2 separate regions of the Homo sapiens genome follow, and region 2 is linked to region 1. Evidence: read pairs that join two places in POLR2A ChIA-PET (ENCODE). Cell type or tissue: GM12878. All regions are shown on one strand. Links, peaks and the distances in the headings refer to the core of each region. The heading gives the core; the rest is flanking DNA.

The links. ChIA-PET counts read pairs that join two places held together with the same protein. Peaks named below come from ENCODE experiments on the same cell type or tissue, not always from the same donor. Only the 100,000 strongest peaks of a DNase experiment are listed, where the experiment ranks them.
Region 2: POLR2A ChIA-PET joins it to region 1 with 7 read pairs; 2 of 35 experiments call an interaction of 5 or more read pairs at or near these places.

Annotation. Positions count from the first base shown.
Region 1 is chr7:38,310,404-38,314,804 of GRCh38, reverse strand. It overlaps TRG and the pseudogene LOC103689914. Among named protein-coding and RNA genes, the nearest start is that of TRG-AS1, 29 kb to the left of the region's middle. In GM12878, for the core only: no CTCF peak of the experiment used is centred there; no DNase peak of the experiment used is centred there; H3K4me3 peaks cover 1,218 bases; H3K27ac peaks cover 831 bases.
Region 2 is chr7:38,167,310-38,171,710 of GRCh38, reverse strand. No RefSeq gene overlaps it. Among named protein-coding and RNA genes, the nearest start is that of STARD3NL, 8.7 kb to the left of the region's middle. In GM12878, for the core only: no CTCF peak of the experiment used is centred there; DNase peaks (open chromatin) are centred at 1,700 and 3,477; H3K4me3 peaks cover 782 bases; H3K27ac peaks cover 2,885 bases.

The sequences.
Region 1 (4,401 bases), core at 160-4,159:
GATCACCCCACCTCGGCCTCCCAAAGTGCTGGGATTACAGGCATGAGCCAACACGCCTGGCCCATATACACATCTTTATATATCCAGGGCTTAGTGCTACGTCTATCATAGTGTGGCTATTACATTTTATAGAGAGAATAGCTAAGTATGAAGAAACTCTTACAAGAGGTTATCCCAGATTAATTTAATTCTAAGCTTTTGGTCATGGTTCCCTAAGACCTTTGACTCACACACAGCTGGACAGGACAGTGGCCTTGTGCATAGTGCAGATGACCATTATAGGGGAAAAACAAGTCGAAATTCATAGTCCTTTACTCCTCCTGCCCTTCTCCTTTTGCTTAAGGTGAGCTTCACCAGGAACATTTTCGCCACACCAAAGGAAAACTAGCCAGAGGCAAACCAGCTCTAAGTTAATATTTGCCAATTAAATGGTTTAAGTTTTGGATTCACAGAAACACTGACAGCATCTTATTAGAATATACTGTACTGCATATAGTAGGGGCTCAATGAATATCTGTTGAATTGAGATTGATACTTTCATTATTATTGATGGGTTCATTTTACCTAATGGGTCAACGCGTTGTATGGATGGATGCCCTGAATATTCTGATGATTTGGGTTCGACTTCTTTTCTTTTCTACCTGAGGTGGGTGAGCTACAATGACTCTGAATAATAGAATCAACATTATATTATCTAGTTAATATAAAATCTGAATAAAATCTAAGGAAATCTTGGAAAGCAATATTTTCATAAACCATATCATCTGTTGCCGAACTCCCCACACATACAAGTACTATGGAAAAAGTAATGTCTACTGCCCAGGAGTCATCTTATAGAAACCACAATTCTAGAAGTTGCTGTACCCACCTGGAAATCCATGCTGACTGTTTTGTCTCGGGTGCTTTTTGCTTTCAGTCCTGTGAAGGGGTTCACAAGAGGCAGACTGGGGTAGACAAAAAAAGGGCACAGACTTTGAAATGCTTATCTCCAGACATTGCGCTCATGAGTATTTTTATCTGTGTCATTTCTGTACTTTTGAAATGGTCTAATAGAAAACACATTACTTTTTAATTTTATTTTAAAATTGACTTAAAAAAAGAATTCCTGTTTTATAATATTAAACATATCCCTGCACATTATTGAGCACCTAGAGACAATATGTAAAATGTGTTGGTTAGAAGGACCTGGAAGGGGCTCTGCTTGACTACTTTTTCTTTCCTCTTCTCTAACAACGTTTGCTTCTTGTAAAAAGCAAAATCTTACCTTTTCTCCTGTTTCCTACTGATCACTGTGCTGAGCTAAAGAAAATGTTAGTGATTTGAATGCTCAAGGCAGCTTATTGGGCTTGTATGTCTTCCTGGAACACTAGGATTTTTCAAGCCTGTAGATCAAAGGTCTTGGGAAAAAAGAAACAACTTTTTTCAGTGAGCTAACTGAAATAGAAGAGAATGGCGACTCCTACCCACACCTCTTGGATCCTGGACATCAGCTCTGGCTGTGGGGCAAATGGCACTGCATATTGGCCAATGTGGGGAGGATGCAGCCAACTTAAGGCCCCTTTTCAGGGAGGGAACGCTGACCCCACGCTCCTATTTCCCAGCTGCCTGCTGATGTTTCCATTTTCTACCCCCAAACAACACCTGCAGGATAGGGAAGACCATCCATGCAGCCCAGGGCGGTCAGACTTTTAAGGCAGAGTTATGTGGAAAATGGACTTGGATGAGCCAAGGAGGAAATCCTGCAGATGGCCCAATAAGTGGATTATGTTTGACTTCAGATAAGTAGGACAAGCTAGGGAGCCAGAAGGTTTTATTAGTTTTGTTTCACTTTCCACAAAACCACCAAGGTCCCATCTCCAACAGAACAGGATGTGTGACTGTTCCTTGAGTAAAAAAACAGGAAACTGGACAAATCTTGAGAGATCATCATTAATTAGTACTTCTTTAGTTGATTTCTTAATATGGAGGAGCATGTAGATTATTAATAATGCTTTTGTTCTTGAGTTAAGTGAAGGAGTCTTAGGTATTTGTTGACTCATTAAATAAATCACCAACATGTAGTAGACTCAAATAAGAAACATAAAAGTGATACACATTTAGATAAATGATTATAGTGCTTTATGCTTGTAGTGCTTCATGAATCGATAGTATGATTAATCCAATTGTGCTCGTAGTGTTCTTTACAACAACTAAGTTTAAAATAGAGAAACAATCTCAACTCTCATTAGATGATTGAGGATAGAGAAATGCCTGTCACGTTCATGTCAAGTAGAATTTATCCCCTCACCCCTGTTGCTATAATTGATGTGTCTCTTCTGTAGATCCCTAATTTAATTTCTTGTCACTTTTAAGTCAACTTTTAACTAGCAAATTAGCAAAGTGCTAAGGGATTCAGAGAGATTGAATCACGTGCTATACTTTACTGTAGTCCCGTTCTCTTTATATTTTACTTATAAACTAAAGTTACAGAGTAATTATCAAAACTCCATATTTGTGTTCTGAAATTGGCAGAATTTGAATTTGCAGTCCATAGGTCAGCAGATTTCTCTGACTTTCCTTATTTTCTTTGCTTAGCCACAGAAAAACAGAAAAATCAGTGAGTTTACATGCACAGAATTAAATGTACAGACTATTCTCTGAAAGAGCTCAGTTCTATGTGAAAATGAATAATGTAATAAATATTCTTATGAGTGTAGTAATAGTAGCTATTGTTTATTGAGTACTTCTTATGTGCATGGCACTTTATACTGCATGCTTTATGTCATTTGAGCCTAACAAAATACTATCATTATTATTATCTCATTTTTATAGATATTTTCTTTTTTTAATAAACTCTTTTATTTGCACGTTTGTGTCTTGGGTTATTCGTGGGGTGAGAAACCTCCACACTTCCAATCCCAGCCATCTGGTACAATCTGGTGTTGTGGTCCAGCTGTCGGCAAAGGGTAGAGGTGGGTGCAGGGCTGGCCCCCCAGTCTGCACCAACCTCTTCAGAGCAGGGAGCTCAGACCATGGTTGTACTTGCACTGCTTCAGGGCCTCGCTGAAGCCTTCACACAGGGACAGGTCACTCTGCGTGGTCGAACAGTCCAGGAACTGCCGGATCTCGTAGGCGCAGGACCCCATCTGCAGGGGCTGGGGGGCAGCGCGTGTGGGGGTCTGCTGGGCAGCAGGCTGGACGGGCTCCGAGCTCCCCCATCTGAAGGCTCAGGTCAGGGCGCTGCCCATGACGTGTCCCACAGCCGAGCCCACGGCTACCCCTGCGGCCATGGACGCCATCTAAGCCATGAGGCTCGGCTGGCCGGAAGGGGCGGAGATGGGGCGGCTGCCGGAGGCGGTGGCTGTGTGGGGGCAGGTGGGCAGAGGGCGCGGCGGGAGGGGGCTGGGTGGTCGGACCGCCGCGCTGCGGCTTCCCAGAGACATGGTGGCGGCGGAGGGACCCGGGCGATCTTAAATGACAGCGATGGCGGCAGCGGTTCTGTCGCGGGGACAAATGCCCTTTATAGATATTTTCTAAGTACAGATTTGAGACTTTGATAAATTAAGATACTTGATAGTAAGCAGCGAGGCTGGGATCTGAATCCAGGTCTGTCTGACTACAAAATCTATTGCCTTGATCTCCTACAGTGATGAGAAAAACAAAACCAAACACGAACTTTTAAATAGAGACATTTCAGGGGGAAATAAAAAAATTTATAATTCGTTTTATGAGTTTTTTTTTTTTCATTTGCGGCCTTAAGCTCCTTTCCCCAGGGTCACATGAAGTTAGTTAAATTGATGCTAACGGTGTTTACTTACAGACAATCTGCAGAGAATTCTCTACAGAGAATTTTCTTATGCAATCAAGTTTTTCTGACTTCTGGGTTCTAAGATTTTTTTCTTTTTTTAACAAGAAAAAAAAGCGTAACCAAAACTGTGTTTATTGAGCAACAGAAAAGCAGCGAGATGGAACACAGAGATATTCCCCCTGATTATCACCTTTCCGCTGCACTCCCTTACCCTCAGTCCGCTGGGGAGCACAGAAATGTTATCCAAAGGTGGATGGGAAAGGGTGGAAAGGCTGAGACCCAACTGCAGCCTGGCCTGAGATGGCCACATCATGTTCTGCTTCCTGCCTGGCTGCCCAGGGAGGGCCTGGATGGGCAGAGGGCCAAGTCAGTGTCAGGCTGGGAACTTTACATGCTTTTCTCACTTAAATATTGTCATCTCCTTTCTCAGAGGAGGAACCAGAGATTCAGAGAGACTCTGTAGCCTCCAAGATCACGCAGGCATCACTAGTAGCAGAGAAGGGATGTAGAGCAAGTGTGACGGTCCATAAGACTTACTCTCTTCCCACCACACCACACTCACCCAGCAAGAACTGGAATAAATGACAAGGGAGGGAAGAGGGGCTCAGACTTCT
Region 2 (4,401 bases), core at 156-4,155, 140 kb after region 1:
AGTGGTAGTTGTACGACATTTGAAATATACTAAGTAAACCCTAATGAGTTTTTCACTTTCAAATGCTTAAGTTTATGTTATGTGAATTTCAACTCAATTAAAAAACATTAATTCAATGTCAATGTCTCAACTACTATCAAAAGAAATATGTTCAGAAGAGGTTTTATCTCCTTCCCAAACTTTCATGGAGCTGAGGTAGTAGGGAGATCTATAGCTACTGTAAATATGAAAGAACTATCTAAATTACTTGAAATATTTGCAATTTTTCACTTAAATTATGACAATGTCAACATTGAAATTACTAGGGAAAGTTCTACCATTATATCCCCAATTCATCTGCCACTCATCCTCCCACTTTGCATTTTAAATTAGGTATACCTTTTGTTTTTTGCCTCAGAACTGGGGCTTAGAAATATTTGTTGAATAAATGATGCAATGAACATATTAGTTTATAATTTCATGTAAACACAATGCTTCTATCAAATCCATTCTCTACGTTGCCTCTACTGAATCCATATGAGACATGATGAAATCCTGAAGTTTTGCAAGAAATATATTGATAATGGAAATCAGTAATACACATTAGGGTAGATGGAAAAGAAGTTTTAAATATGTAATCTATTAAAGACGTGGAATTGACAAAAGCTGACAATTGTCTTTATTTGGGAAAATAAAGGGGTGGGTAAACGGTGATTGGTTAAGGAATTTTGCCATGAACTTAAATCAGGAATTCAGGAGGAAGGCTATAAACTCATTCTTCAACATTTCATGTCTGAGATAGGTGTAGTTCATCTGGATGTCTAGAAGGCAACTAGATGATAAACCTGGAGAGCTCAAGAGAGACATCATCATGTGCATGCGTATAGATGCTATTGCTCAAAGTGAGTGTACAGATTGAGAAGGAAAGAGAACCAAGGTTGAATCTTGGGAATATCATTATTTAGAGTAGGCTGGAGCAGAAGAGACCAAAAGGAAACATGGACACAGTGAACTCAGGTGAGAGAAGAAACATAGGGAGTGACTAGAAAATATAGTGCTTTGAGTGCGAAGTGATAAAGACTTTAAATCAAGTAATAAGTGATATGGAGCAAAAATTAAGAGAACACAGAATAGAAATCCTAACAGAATGACACAAATACGGGAATATTTACTGAAATAGATCAGCTGCAATTTTAATCTTCAAGGATATAAGTGATATAAAGCAGTAAGACAGTAAGTGGAAGACGGAGAAAGACAAGCATTACAGGAGAAAAATGGAGGGAACAACGTGCGAGTCTACCATCCATTCGACCTTGACTGCATGTAAATTGCTATAGAACTTATTGAAAAGTCAACTTCAACTGCAGCAATTTAACTATCAGAAGTGGGAGACAGAACTAATGATGATTTATGAGCCCAGAGCTAATGTTAGAACTTAATAGAACTTTGCCAACCCAAACCATCAGTAAATTTGGTCATTTCCATCCTGTTCTCTCCTTCTTTGAGGTATTTGATTGCATTTTGGTGAAGCAGTTTAGCTCACTGCGGTCTGTCATGTAACACAGGACCACAACTCCCATGAAAATCCTCTCCTGCTCCACTGAGTGAGTCAAGACAGCCAGGAAGGAGGCACCCTCTGCCACTGTGACTCACCATGCATGGGACTGAGCTGGTGACCCGGGGAGGGAGCTGCTGCATCTCTCTGACATGTGGACCCAGTGTTAGCCAAAACTGGTCAAACCACCAATTCCACACTTCAAATTAGGCCTCTGACTTGCAAAGCTGCCAAGAAGTCATACAGAGGTCATTGGTCTATTCTTCCCAGCTGTGTTTGTAAAGTTTTCACACAGTTTATGTTGGCAAGAAGATGCTCCTAAAGATTCTAGTGGTAACGTGTGAGGAAGGGCCAACATAATGGCAGAATATCCAGGAAAGCAATGTTTACAATTATCATTAATTATTTTCAAAGGAAGTTATCCACATTGCCTTTTGGAGTTATTGGGGGTTTTCTTAGTCTTTTTGTAAGCATGTGAAACCTGATGCTGATTCTGTGTTTAAAAAAGAATTCAAATGAAACCATTGCTAGTAATTCTTAACTTTTGCCAGCAAGATATTGATATAAAAGTTTCTCCGTAAAATTATGCTATCCATAAAAGTTGCTTTTTTGAAAAGGAAAAATAATACAAACGGACAACAATATAATAATCAATATTCATTTGTGGTGAACTCACTTCCTATAATCAGAAACTGATAGAGTTATTGAGGTACTTTTTGTTTGTTTGTTTTAAAAATTAGCCTGTTTAAAATTTTAGGGAAAAGGAAATTGGACCTTCCTTCCTTCTTTCCTTCCTCTTTTCTTTCTTCCTCTTTTAGCTACAGAAAAAAGAAAAATCTAGAAAAACAGTTTTCTCATCTGGCTCTATTATCAATGCTGGGTTCTAACAGTTTCAAAAAAAGTTTGTGTTTCACAGGGGTTCACTAATATCTGATTATAACAAAGTTAGACAGTACTTAGACCCATTACCTATATGAAATAAACCTGCACAATATGTTAATTTCAACTTTTGACTTTAAAAATACCACATCACTTACATAAGTGACATAGGAATACATACTGCTTGCATAAATATGTGGTGAGTGTAGAGTGAAAATCTCCTTTCAAACACACCCTTTTCCAGTCCCTCCCCAAAGATGATTACTGTTAACTGTTAACCATCTAGGTACAGTCTTTCCAACTTTCTGTCTGTATTAACATTGTATGCATTAATATTTTAAACCAGTATATTGAACAGGTAAAATATGCAGGCTATAATTTTAAAACATCTTTATTTTTGTTTCCTATTGTCTCCTTAAACAAGCTAAGTAGGATTTTTTTTTTTTTTTTTTTTTTGGCCAACAGATTAAAACTGGGTGTGTCTATTGACTCTTCTGTTCATTCCTAGTTTACTCTAAGTTGTAAACTATAGTCCTATACTAGAAATTCGAATGCCTAGTCTTTTATGTTGATCAGCACTTCATTCTCCTCTCAGAGGAAAGCCATCCCCTTTCTCTTAGCCAGGTCCTTTACATATGGACAACTTGCTCCTGGATAAAAGGATGCTGTCTGTTTCTTCTGTCTTTCTAATAGCATCCTTGCCCACTCTCTGACAGTGATGGTTGATCCCAATTGAAGTTGGAGCTGGAGGGGTGAGAATGGAGGAGAAGGAGAGGTCGGGGAGAGAGTCAGACAGGAATGATGTTAATGTTAATGAACTTTTGTAAGATGGCTCTGGGCCAGGGTGTTTTGTTTTGTTTTAATGTGGCCAAAAAATCACACACCACATCATAATATAAAATTTACCGTCTTAACCATTTTAAGTGCATAGTTCAATAGTGTTAGCTGTATTCACATTGTTGTACAACTGATTTCTAGAAGTTTTTCATCTCACAAACTGAAACTCTTTATACCTGTTGAAAAACTACCCACTTTCCCCTTTTCCCCAACCCCCATTCTACTTTCTGTTTCAATTAGTTTAACTATTTGAGGTGCCGCATCTAAAAGGAATCAATAAGACCATCTGCTTGTGATTGACTTATTTTAGTTAGCATAATGTCTTCAAGGTTCATCCATGTTGTACCATGTGATGAGATTTTTTTTAAGGCTGAATAACATTGCATATATGTTGGGAACAAGCCCCCCAAAATCTGGCCATAAGCTGGCCACAAAACTGGTCATAAACAAAATCTCTGCAGCACTGTGACATGTTCATGATGGCCATAACGCCCACGCTGGAAGGTTGTGGGTTTACCAGAATGAGAGCAAGGAACACCTGGCCCGTCCAGGGTGGAAAACCACTTAAAAGCATTCTTAAGCCACAAACAATAGCATGAGCAATCTGTGCCTTAAGGAATGCTCCTGCTACAGTTAACTAGCCCAACCTATTCCTTTAATTCGGCACATCCCTTCCTTTCCCATAAGGGATACTTTCAGTTAATTTAAGATCTATAGAAACAATGCTAATGACTGGCTTGCTGTTAATAAATATGTGGGTAAATCTCTGTTTGGGGCTCTCAGCTCTGAAGGCTGTGAGACCCTTGATTTCCCACTTCACACCTCTATATTTCTGTGTGTGTGTCTTTAATTCCTCTAGCGCCACTGGGTTAGGGTCTCCCGGACTGAGCTGGTCTCGTCACATATATATTCCACATTTTTAAAAAATCCATTCTTCCTTTAAATGACATTTGAGGTTGCTCTCACCTCTTGGCTATTGTGAGTAATGCTTCAGTGAACACTGGCGTGCAAATAGCTCTTCAAGATCCTGCTTTCAATTCTTTGGATATATATCCAAAATAAGATTGCTGGATCATATGTAACTGTCTTTTTAATTTTTAAAAGAAACTTCATACTGTTTTCCATGGCAGCTACACAATTTTACATTCCTG